2 separate regions of the Mus musculus genome follow, and region 1 is linked to region 2. The links are chromatin loops, found by intact Hi-C in ENCODE. Cell type or tissue: heart. All regions are shown on one strand. Each heading gives the region's core, and the rest is flanking DNA. Links, peaks and the distances in the headings are about the cores only.

Region 1 (5,376 bases), core at 56-5,055, 94 kb before region 2:
TATGACTATGCCTGCGAAGCCTAGTAACAATATGGTTACATACTTGAGGCAGACAGAAATTTGACAAACATGCACAAGGGGAAATATTGTGAAAAGTAAGATGAAATGTAAAGATGAAGTCACACGTGCTGGAAGCTATGTGCAGCCACCAGAAACTAAGAGACAAGGGACCATTTTTTCCCTAACAACTCTGGAATGAGCATGGCCCTGCTAGCCCTCAGACTTTCAGTGTCCAGAACTAGAGGAAAGTAAATTGCTGTTGTCTTAAGTTAGCAGGTTTGTGGCAGTTGTTTGCATTAACTTCAGAAAAATCTAAGCTAGCACTCAAGACTTCCTTGCCCTAGAAGTTTGTGAAACCAAAAGGCCCTTGGTTCAGAATAGTTAGTTCAGGATATGAGATTACTTTTTGGGGGAGAATGTGGACTGCTTTGAAAGGAGAGGGGGTTGAGGGGAAAGGGGACCAGAAATAGTGTTTCAGTCCCTGGAGACTACATTTTACCTCGGACAGTTTGGTTAATTACCTAATAGCTACTTCTGCAGACTTCAGACTGGGCATGGAGTCCCTTGCTTTGAGCAGCATTCTTAAGTGTAACTTCTATCACAGTCCTTACAAAACTTTGTTTTTGCAGCTTTAGATGTGTGGTTCCCCATCACATCCATTTTCCATCCATTGTTCCAACAAACAATTCCCCACAATAAAGAAATCTGAATATAAATTTAAATAATACTCAAAACAGAGAGTTCCAAATAACCATGAAGCCAGGCAGTGGTGGTTCATGCCTTTAATCCCAGCACTTGGGAGGCAGAGGCAGGCAGATTTCTGAGTTCAAGGCCAGCCTGGTCTACAGAGTGAGTTTCAGGATAGCCAGGGCTATACAGAGAAACCCTGTCTCGAAAAAATAAGCTGATACATCATTGGGACACATTGAACAAGAGTGAAGGTATGGAATGAGTACGCCAGGTTATTTTATTTTATTTACAGGGCCTTACAGTGCAGCCCAGGCTTGACTTCAACTTTTAGCAACCCTCCTGTGTCCTCCTCCTCTGTGCAGTGAATGCCAGCTTGAGTCACCATGCCTGGCTTTCTACCCTGAGTTATTGATAATTTCTTCTTTAATTTGGGCAAAATCTACAATCCACAGGAGGGATTGAGAACAAAAACTGCCTTCCTGCACACTCAGCCTTCTTATACAAATTCAATATGAAAGTAAATTTACAAACCGAGTACAGGATTCTTTTAAAAATTAATATGGCTCATGATATTTGCTGAAATAAAACTTCCCTGAGAAATGTAAACATACTAGTTATTTGCCAGCATATGCTCTTGAGTCTTGGAATACTACCTACAGGATCGTGCGAGGACTCTACTTTATCACCACTTATTTTCAAATATACTGCAAGCCTTCTGTCTCAGTAAGGGTTTTACTGCTGTGAACAGACACCATGACGAAGGCATCTCTTATAAGGACAACATTTACTTGGGGCTGACTTACAGATTCAGAGGTTCAGTCCATTATCATCAAGGCAGGAGCATGACAGCATCCAGGCAGGCATGGTACAGGAGGAGCTGAGAGTTCTACATCTTCATCTGAAGGCTGCTAGTGGAAGACTGACTTTCCAGGTAGCTAGGATGAGGGTTTTAAAGCCCACACCCACAGTGACACACCTACTCCAGGAAGGCCACACTTGCTCTAACAAGGCCACAGCTCCAAATAGTGCCACTCTCTGGGCCAAATATATTCACACCATCACACCTTCCTTTGTATAAGCTATGGCTCATTTAACCTCACTAATCCCAGATAGACTTCTGTGGATTTGTACACTGGGGACTATGATGCAAAACATCATTTGTATAGTGCTTTAATTGGTCAACCCAATTACATCTTAAGGAATGATAACTTTGAAAGCCACGTTCTCAGTGCAATACTTTAAAAAAAAAACAATCTAAATAAAAGAGCCACATCTGGTAGGTATCTAAATACCTGCATCTACAATGGAGAGGTGGCTATCTCTATCTCTAGAATCCACATCCTTAGACAAAATCATGTTGGTGGGAGTGGGGGAAATCCTCATGAGAGAAAGGGCTGAGTGTGTAGCTATGTGGTTGAACAGTCCTACAGGCATGCCCAAGGGCCTAGGTTCAAGTCCCATCATACCCATGTATTTTAAAATGCAGATTTTTGTTATTCTTCAAACAAATTACCATAACTTTTCATAGCATTTATGCACCCTAGAGATGATTTAAAGTATTTTGAAGAATGTGTGTAGGTTATATGTAAGTTATATATTTATATATTTTATATAAGGAATTTGGGATCCTTCACTCAAGATCAATCAGAATTATTCCAGAGATTTTTCCCAGGCTTTTAAAAAAGCTGAATATTAAAACAAAACCAGGCCTCCAAGATTTAAAATCGCTTGTCTAGAACACAGAAGTGAAGTGCCAGGAGCAAAGAGCACCATGTGATACCTCGTAAGTTGATTTAAGTCAAACAAGTTAAGCTCCATAATATCGACGGAAGCAGGGTTGCAGGACCTAACAGCGGTAGTGCCTAAGTCTCCTTTGGGAGATAGGGAAGGCTTCACCAAGAAGCTAGCGCTTGAGCTGGGGATTTAAGGATTAGCAGAGGAGAATGGCAGGACATTCCAAACACTACGAGGGAAAGAAAGCTCAGAACACAAAAGAACATTACAGTCCCAGCATCTCTGAGCAGCCTAGCCGCTTTATCAGGGTTTTTGAAGCGAGGCCACTTACAAGTGAGGCGGCATTTTTTTTCTCCTTCCTCACTCTATGGTCCATTTCTCTTACAGCTCATTGCTTTGGCTGGGCACACCTACTGCAGGAGCCCAGTACAAGTAGAATCGAGACAGGGTGGTCCCACGTGTTCAAGGGCACCTGGGACTCGTTTTTCATATATTCCCTCAGTATGACCTTGGCTAAGTCCCTAGTCCTAAGGGCTACTGTTGCTGTTTGGCCGTGGAGTGCGAGTGGGAAGCACGAGGAGAAAGAGGAGGAGGAGGAGGAGGGGCGAGGGGGGCGGGCTTGGCTGAGATGTGGGCCCTTCAAGCATCCCAGAATTGGGGACCGCGTAGAGCACCGGGCCGGTTGGGTCGCCCTGGGCTTAAGACACTGACATTCAGTTCCTCCTCCACTCCGGCAGGGGGCAAGGGCAGCGGCTCCGGGTAGCCCAGGAGCTGGCAGCGGCCACGGGGCGGACCGAAGCCGCAGCGGGCAGCGAGCAGCGAGCGCAGTGGGCGGGGCGGCCGGGCCGGGCGGCGGCGCCGCAGTGACTCGTCGGGCTTGGCGGCGGTGGCGGCGGCTTCTGAGGTTTCAGAGGAGCGGACTGTGTGGCCGGTGGGCTGCTGCGGCCTCGCAGCAACCTTTGTGCAGAGCCCTCCCCTCCTCGGGCGGCTGCGGTGGGCACACTCGGGGGCGGAGGCCACCGCGGCCAGGTTAGCGTGGGGGAAGGGGCGAGTGCCAGAGTAGCCCATCTGCAGCCAGTGAGACCAAGCCGGCCCATCTCCCACCATGTCCGACGAGGCGTCGGCCACCACTTCCTATGAGAAGTTTTTAACCCCAGAGGAGCCCTTCCCTTTCCTAGGAGCTCCTCGCGGGGTGGGCACCTGCCCCAGCGAGGAACCTGGCTGCCTGGACATCAGCGACTTCGGCTGCCAGCTCTCCTCCTGCCATCGCACGGATCCGCTCCACCGGTTTCACACCAACAGGTAAAGGAGCTCTTCCCAGAACAGGGGTGGACTTCCCACTGCCAGGCGGGGCAAGAGGACGCCAGGTTGCACTCCTGCAGGGTTCCTCCTGGTCCCTCGTGCAAGCCTGAGCTGCGGGCTGCCCCCTCCCCCATCTTCCTTTGACCAAGGCTCTTCCCAGCTCCTCCCTGTTTTCACCCACTGCCCCCTGATTTTTCTGAAGACCAGCTTCCCTGCACCTTCTTTCTTCTCCCCCTTTCCTTTTTGCACTCTAGTAATTCTTCCCATCCAGATCTTCCCCTTTTACCTCTTCGTGACCCCCGCCCCCATCCATACGCAGAGACTCCTAAACCCCAACTCTTGATTTTTAGATTCATCTGCAAAAGTTTAACCCCTTTCGTTTCCGGTACACTACAGAGTAAATTTGAGAGAGCCAAATCGATCAGTGGATCTTATGAAAGCACCTTTCAAGCTCGAGCCTCCTCTTTCTCAATTTTAACCTCACCCTAAACCAAATTGTACCGGGAAATTAGTCTTTTTTTTTCCCCATTGTTGCTTTGAGACCAGTATTTCTCATAGGTTAGACCATCAGCAAAACTGCTTATGCCTGGAAGATGACCTTGGACTCCTGGTCCTCAAACCTGCCTCCCAAGTGCTGGGATTACAGACATTTGTGATGTCCAACTAAGCTTAGTGTGTTTTAATCAGTTCAAATTTATATTTTTTTCAGTACTATGGCTTGAAACCTGAACCTCATGCGTGCTAGATAAGCTTTCTACCAACTGAGCTATATGCTTGCCCTATAAACTAGTCATTTCCCCCTTCCTTACTTCCTTACTTCCATTGCCTTACTTCTGTTGGGTATCCCCAAAGGTAAACTCTGGAAGAGTCCTATAGCATACCACCCGCCTTGCATCCCTGATGAGGGAAGTAGAGCAAGTTTAGGGTGGGCTGATTTATACAAATAATTTCTTAAAGGTGTTCATGTAAATTATTTTATCAGAAGGCAGTGTTTTGGAGAATTCTCTCATGCAAGCATTTAAATGTTATACCTAACATTGGTGATGCGACAGGGCTTTTCAATATAGGCTCAACTTTTAAAAATAATTTACTTTCAATTGTGTGCAAATCAAGAGTGGGCATGGGCATGAGACTGCAGGTGTGTATGGAGGCCAAAGACAGCAGAACTTGAGTTACAGGTGGCGGGGAACAGGCTGAATGTGATGCTGGGAACAGAATTTGGGTCAACTGCAAGACATCATATGCTCTTAACCATGGTGCCACATTTCTAACCTCTTATACACGCACGCACACGCACACACACACACACACACACACACACACACAGAGGTAGAATATGGATAAGAGGGGAGGGAAAGGGTCCCTCTAAGGATAATAGAAAGAAGGAATCCAGTTCTGGTTTCTGACCCAAGTTTGCTATGTGAGTTTGATCATCTCCTTCCCTATTTTTGCATATCTTCCTCCCCTAACCTTAAAACAGTCTCTCTTTACTGTGTAACATGTGCATTTACATATATAATGTCACTTGGAAAAGTAAATTTATAGTTTTGGAAATAAAATGTTATAGCTAAATAATTATTCCGAATACTAGAGCAACACATTTTACAATGAAGTGGCAGTGAGTTTCTTACAAAAATTTCAACTATTCAT
Region 2 (5,376 bases), core at 94-5,093:
CATGGCTGCTGGGGAGGCGAAACTTGGGGAGCTTGACTGTATATTCCAATGTGGCTGCTGGGCCTGTGGTGGGCTGTAGGGAAGTGCCAAGATACTGCTCAGAGGGTGGGAATACACAGTCTGAGATGTGGGAAATCAAACTGGTATTCCCTGACCCCCAGACCTCCAGTCATCACTAGAGTGCTGCACAGAGGAGTCAGGAATGAAGGATGGAAGGATGGGGGGGGGGAGGAAGGGGGAGTCCACAGCCCATGACAAGGCTGGGATCATTTGGGGCCTGTGGGCTAAGGACAGCATCTAGCTGGAGGCCCTGGGCTGGTTGCTCCACCTAGCTTATTGGGGGAAGATAGCAGTGGTTGTTTGGAAATGCAGAGAGGCCTTCTACTGAAGACTTAGGTGGGGCACAGCTCTGTAGGCAAAGGCTTTTTCTGTGCTCCCCATGGCAGTGGTAGATGAAAGAGACAGTCCTTGGCTCCAAACTGCTTGTTGGTTGTTCATCTTGGAAGATGGATGTGTGCCAACTGCTCAGGGTAGGCCAGAGATTAAATAACTTTTGCAGGGAGGAATATCAGGGCATGGGAGCTTATTGGCTAAACTCTCAGGGCCTCAGGGTCTCCTTTAGCATGGAGACCTATGTTCTGGACCTATGGGATCACAGGTCACGTTTCTTTATGTGGGAAGTGTGGCACACGTCCCTGGCCAGGACTGCCCACTTTCCCTTTCGTCCCTCCAAACCTTTTCCATCTACTGCAAAGAAAAGTTTCCTTGATGAGGGGTGAGGACTCCACTTCTCTGTGGGAATAAGGACAAACATTTAGAGTGTAGATAGGGATTATGATGGTTTGGTCGTACTACTTTTCCAAGGCCCATGACGTCACTAGCCCTGGGTTTCCAGTACCAGGCCTAGTTTCCCTCTTGTTATGTGAGTCACATTTACGATTCTTTAAAAAATTTAAACTGCATCCATGTCTTATCTTGTCTGCCAGCCTGCCTGCTCTTCCCTCTGTATGCAATTGTACCCGAAGCATAGGTAGAGAGGTCAGAGGACAACGGATAGGAGTCGGTTCTCCCTTTCTACCACGTGTGCCCTGAGGATTGAACTTTGTTGTTCAGGTTGGGTGGAAACACCATTTCCAGTGGAGCCATATCTTTACCCTTCAAGTACGTTTTTATTATAGACGTACATCACCATGCTTTACCCATTTCTTCTTCTTCTTCTTCTTCTTCTTCTTCTTCTTCTTCTTCTTCTTCTTCTTCTTCTTCTTCTTCTTCTTCTTCTTCCTCTTTCTCCTCCTCCTCCTCCTCCTCTTCTTCTTCTTTAAAAAAAAACTTTACTTATTTATTTAGAGGGGGAGCGATATCATGAGATCATGCTGCCATTGTTCACAGGAGAATATTCGAGGGCAGAGGATTCTCCTTCCACTATGTGGGTGTCTTGAGGATGGAAGGTGGCCAGGCTTTATACCCAGTGAGCCATCCTGCCGCCCCACATTTACTATCCTCATCTCTGTTGCTATTTTTATACAAAAAAGTAGGAGAGCACACTAGACACGTGTGGGGCTCTCATTCAACTAAGATAGATTTCGTATATGAAAAGAAAAGTTTTATCAGCCTCTTTGAACCTGTGTGTGTGTGTGTGTGGGGGGGGGAACGTGGTTTCTGTATTACAGACGTTTTCAGAAAGTTTAAGCAAAGGCAAACCACTTGCCATAGGGCTCACATCAAGTATTTTATAATTAGAACAATAATTATTATTTTGGAGGCATTTGGCACCTTGATTAAATGCTTGCTGCAGAGACTACTATCTTCCTACTGTTTCTGCATCTTAGATTATGAACTGAACATATATAGTGTTGGAAAGGATACCTGTAGCTGGCCATGTACTGTCACTAGTTATATCCAGTTATTTGTGCTGGCGTTGGGAAAAAAAAGAACAAACAAAACCAAACAAACAAGGTTTTCTTAAGAAGTAGGAGGTAGTGTTTTGGTAAGGCTGAGAGCTGGCCTGCAGTTTGGGGCCATTAGCTGCCAGACTCACCCTGCACTGATCAAGAGCTCCCTCTGCTGGACAACTAGGTTTCAAGCATCCTCCTCGGTTTTAAGAGTGAGTGCTTTTAACTTCCTCCGGAGAATCAGCTGGAAGACTATAACTAAAAGGAGAAGCATGCCGGCAAATATAACGTACAAGTAGGAACAAATCCAAATATAAGACATGTTCCAAGGGATCTTCGGTTATCAAATGCTGAGCTAAAAGGTTAAATACAGCCAGGATCTCTTGCAGAAGAAAATGGTGAAATAAAGGAGCAGACAAATGTGATCAAGGATGCTCTGGACATGGCTGATGTCGGTAGTAGCACAGCACGGGCCTGGGCAGAGAGACATACTGGAGGAATCTACTGATTGACAGAATGTCTCTAAAGAGAAACGTGGCATGGGAAATGGAAGCCCTTGGATTTGTCAGTTTGAAGTGGCATCTTACTTTATATATAAAAAAATCCTTCAGACTAACTTCCAATTCATAATTATAAGTTTACTTATTCAAAACTTATTAAACATGAAATGTGCAAATATCATGCAGTCAGATGATAGCTGATATAGGCTCCTTGATGAAAGACACACATTCCTTACCTTACAGGTGGTGTGACTTGGAACATGTTACCTCTACCCTCAGTTGCAGGCAGAAAAAAAAAAGTAGTTATTTTGTAATTACACCAGTAGTCAATTCTCTTAAAATAAAGGGTGGGCACAAGATGTTTTCATTCTATTATTCTGAGAGATTAATAGTTTTGGTAGATTGTGGTGGTTTCAATATGCTTGGCCCATAGGAACTTGTACTGTTAGGGGATGTGGCCTTGTTGGAAGAAGTGTGGCTTTATTAGAGGAAGCGTGTCATTGTGTAGGCAGGCTTTGAGGGCCCCTGATGCTCAGTCTCCTCTCAGTGAGGAAGAGCGCCCCCTCCTGGCTGCTTGTAGAAGACAGTCTCCTCCTGGCTGCCTTCAGATCAAGATGTGGAACTCTCAGCTCCTTCTCTAGCACTATGCCTGCCTGGATGCTGCCATGTTCCTGTCTTGATGATAATGGACTGAACCTCTGAACTGTAAGCCAGCCCCAATTAAATGCTGTCCTTTACAAGAGTTGCCTTGGTCATGGTATCTGCTTACAGCAGTAAAACCCTAAGTGAGACATACATTTTGATCTTCTTGTAGTATCAATTGTCTAGGAGCCTTAACCCATCTTTCCTTCTGCTTTTTAAAAAACACAGAGGAGAATGTTTTGGGGAGATGGAGTAAAGGCAGTTACAAAAGAACAAGCAACTTGCTTTACAATTGTGTTAATGTTTTACTTTATTTTGAGACAGGGTTTCACTGTACATTCCAGACAGGCCTTGAGTTCGCTGTGTAGCTCAGGTGGTCCTTGAATTTGGATCAGCCAGCCTGCCAGGTACTGGGCTGATAGATGTATTCACACATCCCCAATTCACTGAACCTTTTCTTAGGCCGTGGTAACTCTGATGACTTGGCAAACCCCCTAAGGTGTCTGATCTTTTTTATTCCGTCTGCTTCACTGCCTTTCAGCTGGCACCTTTCTAAACTTTAGTGTTTAGTTCTGAAATGCAAATCATTCCCAATTCTGCTTCCTTACCTTCTGGGGTGGGGTTGGGGGAGAGCAAGCTCCCGTTAGGCAGTTTGTGTGATTTCAGAAGAGTGATGAAGGAAGGCTCTTATCTCCTCCTTCACCAGTTTGGAAAGGCATCCGTTCCTACTAGTACTAAAAGTTTCTAGGAGAGGGGTGACATTTCTGCCAGCATGAGATTCTCACCACAATCACTTTCTTACACCTCCATGTTCTTGAAAAAAAATTTTATGTATTTTATTATTATGCAAATATTTTGTGACTTTTTCTCATGCACCACCTGTGTCCCTGGGGCTCCAGGAGGCCAGAACAGTGCATCAGCTGTCCTGGGGCTGGCTTGGCAGACATTTGTGAGCTGCCATTTGCGTATTGGGAACTGAGTATTGGTCCTTTTCAAGGGCAGCAAGTACTCGTAACCACTGAGCCATTTCTCCAGATTGCATTGCATTGTCATATTCTATTTTTGTGGTTATCACTCACATCAGCCTGACTCATGAGTGAGAATCCTAGTTTTTGCGCCAAAGCATTGGAGGTCAAGAACAAGAGATACGGTGTATTTGGAAGCAGTTCCCTGGTAGGGCAAAAGGGACTGGCAATGCATGCAGCCCACACAGAAGCTGGATTTTTGAAGACATTCTAGCTTTGTTAAGTCCTTCTATTTCTGTCCAGTAAGGAAGCTTAGGAGAAACCCGAGAATAGATATTTCAGATATCCCACACATTTTCCTCCTAAGGTGCTGGAAATTTGTGAGTTAAAAAATAAAGTACTCACAGCAGCAAATACGGAGACAAAGTGTGGAGCAGAGACAGAAGGAAAGACCATCCAGAGACTGCCCCACCTGGGGACCCATCCCATATACAGTCACCAAACCCAGACACTATTGTGAATGCCAGGAAGTGCTTGCTGACAGGAGCCTGATATGGCTGTCTCCTGAGAGGCTCTGCCAGTGCCTGACAAATACAGATGTGGATGCTCACAGCCAATCATTGGACTGAGTGCAGGGTTCCGATGGAAGAGCTAGAGAAAGGACTGAAGGAACTGAAGGGGTTTGCAGTCCCATGGAGGGAGCAAAAGTGTCAACCGGCCAAACACCCCAGAGCTCCCAGGGACTAAACCACCAACCATAGAGTACACGTAGAGCGACCCATGGCTCCAGTTGCATATGTAGCAGAGGATGGCCTTGTTGGATATCAGTGGGAGGAGAGGCCCTTAGTCCTGTGAAGGCTGCATGCCCCACTGTAGTGGAATTTGAGGACAGGGAGGCAGGAGTGCGTGGGGGAAACACCCTCATAGGAGCAGGGGGATGGAATAGGGGGTTTCTGAGGGTGGAAACCGGGAAAGGGATAAAATTTGAAATGTAAATAAAGAAAATAGCCAATTAAAAAAAAAAGAAAAAAGTAGTTTTAGTACGCCCTCATGTGGCCAAATAGCATACTGCAGCACTGACTTAAAAAAATTTTTTTTTGTATTTATTTACACAACAAATGCAGTTTATCCTTCTTGGTGCCCCCTCATAGAGTTCTTCCACCATCTCCCCCCTTTCATCCCTGAAAGCGTGCTCCCCCAGGTATTTCTTCACACTGTGGCATCAAGTGTCCAGGGGATTAGTTGCATCCTCTCCCACTGAGGCCGGACAAGATAGCCCTCTGCTATGGATCAAACCATGTATGCTCTTTGGTTGGTGTCTCAGTCTCTGGAAAGTTAGTTAGTACTGTTGGTCTTCCTGTGGGGTTCCTATCCCGT

Evidence for each region. Hi-C counts contacts between places; a loop is a spot of excess contacts. Peaks named below come from ENCODE experiments on the same cell type or tissue, not always from the same donor. Only the 100,000 strongest peaks of a DNase experiment are listed, where the experiment ranks them.
Region 1: a loop joins it to region 2, with 2.7 times the contacts of the local background. A loop is called at or near these places in 3 of 42 quality-filtered maps.

What each region holds. Positions count from the first base shown.
Region 1 is chrX:137,046,344-137,051,719 of GRCm38, forward strand. Fam199x (family with sequence similarity 199, X-linked) reads left to right here and starts at 3,251. Exons shown (of 6, transcript NM_146261.2): 1 at 3,251-3,726. The coding sequence starts at 3,530. In heart, for the core only: a CTCF peak has its summit at 3,159; a DNase peak (open chromatin) is centred at 3,178; H3K4me3 peaks cover 2,191 bases; H3K27ac peaks cover 1,600 bases; H3K27me3 peaks cover 866 bases.
Region 2 is chrX:137,139,814-137,145,189 of GRCm38, forward strand. No RefSeq gene overlaps it. Among named protein-coding and RNA genes, the nearest start is that of Esx1, 22 kb to the left of the region's middle. In heart, for the core only: CTCF peaks have their summits at 2,063 (motif pointing left), 2,950 (motif pointing left) and 5,061 (motif pointing left); no DNase peak of the experiment used is centred there.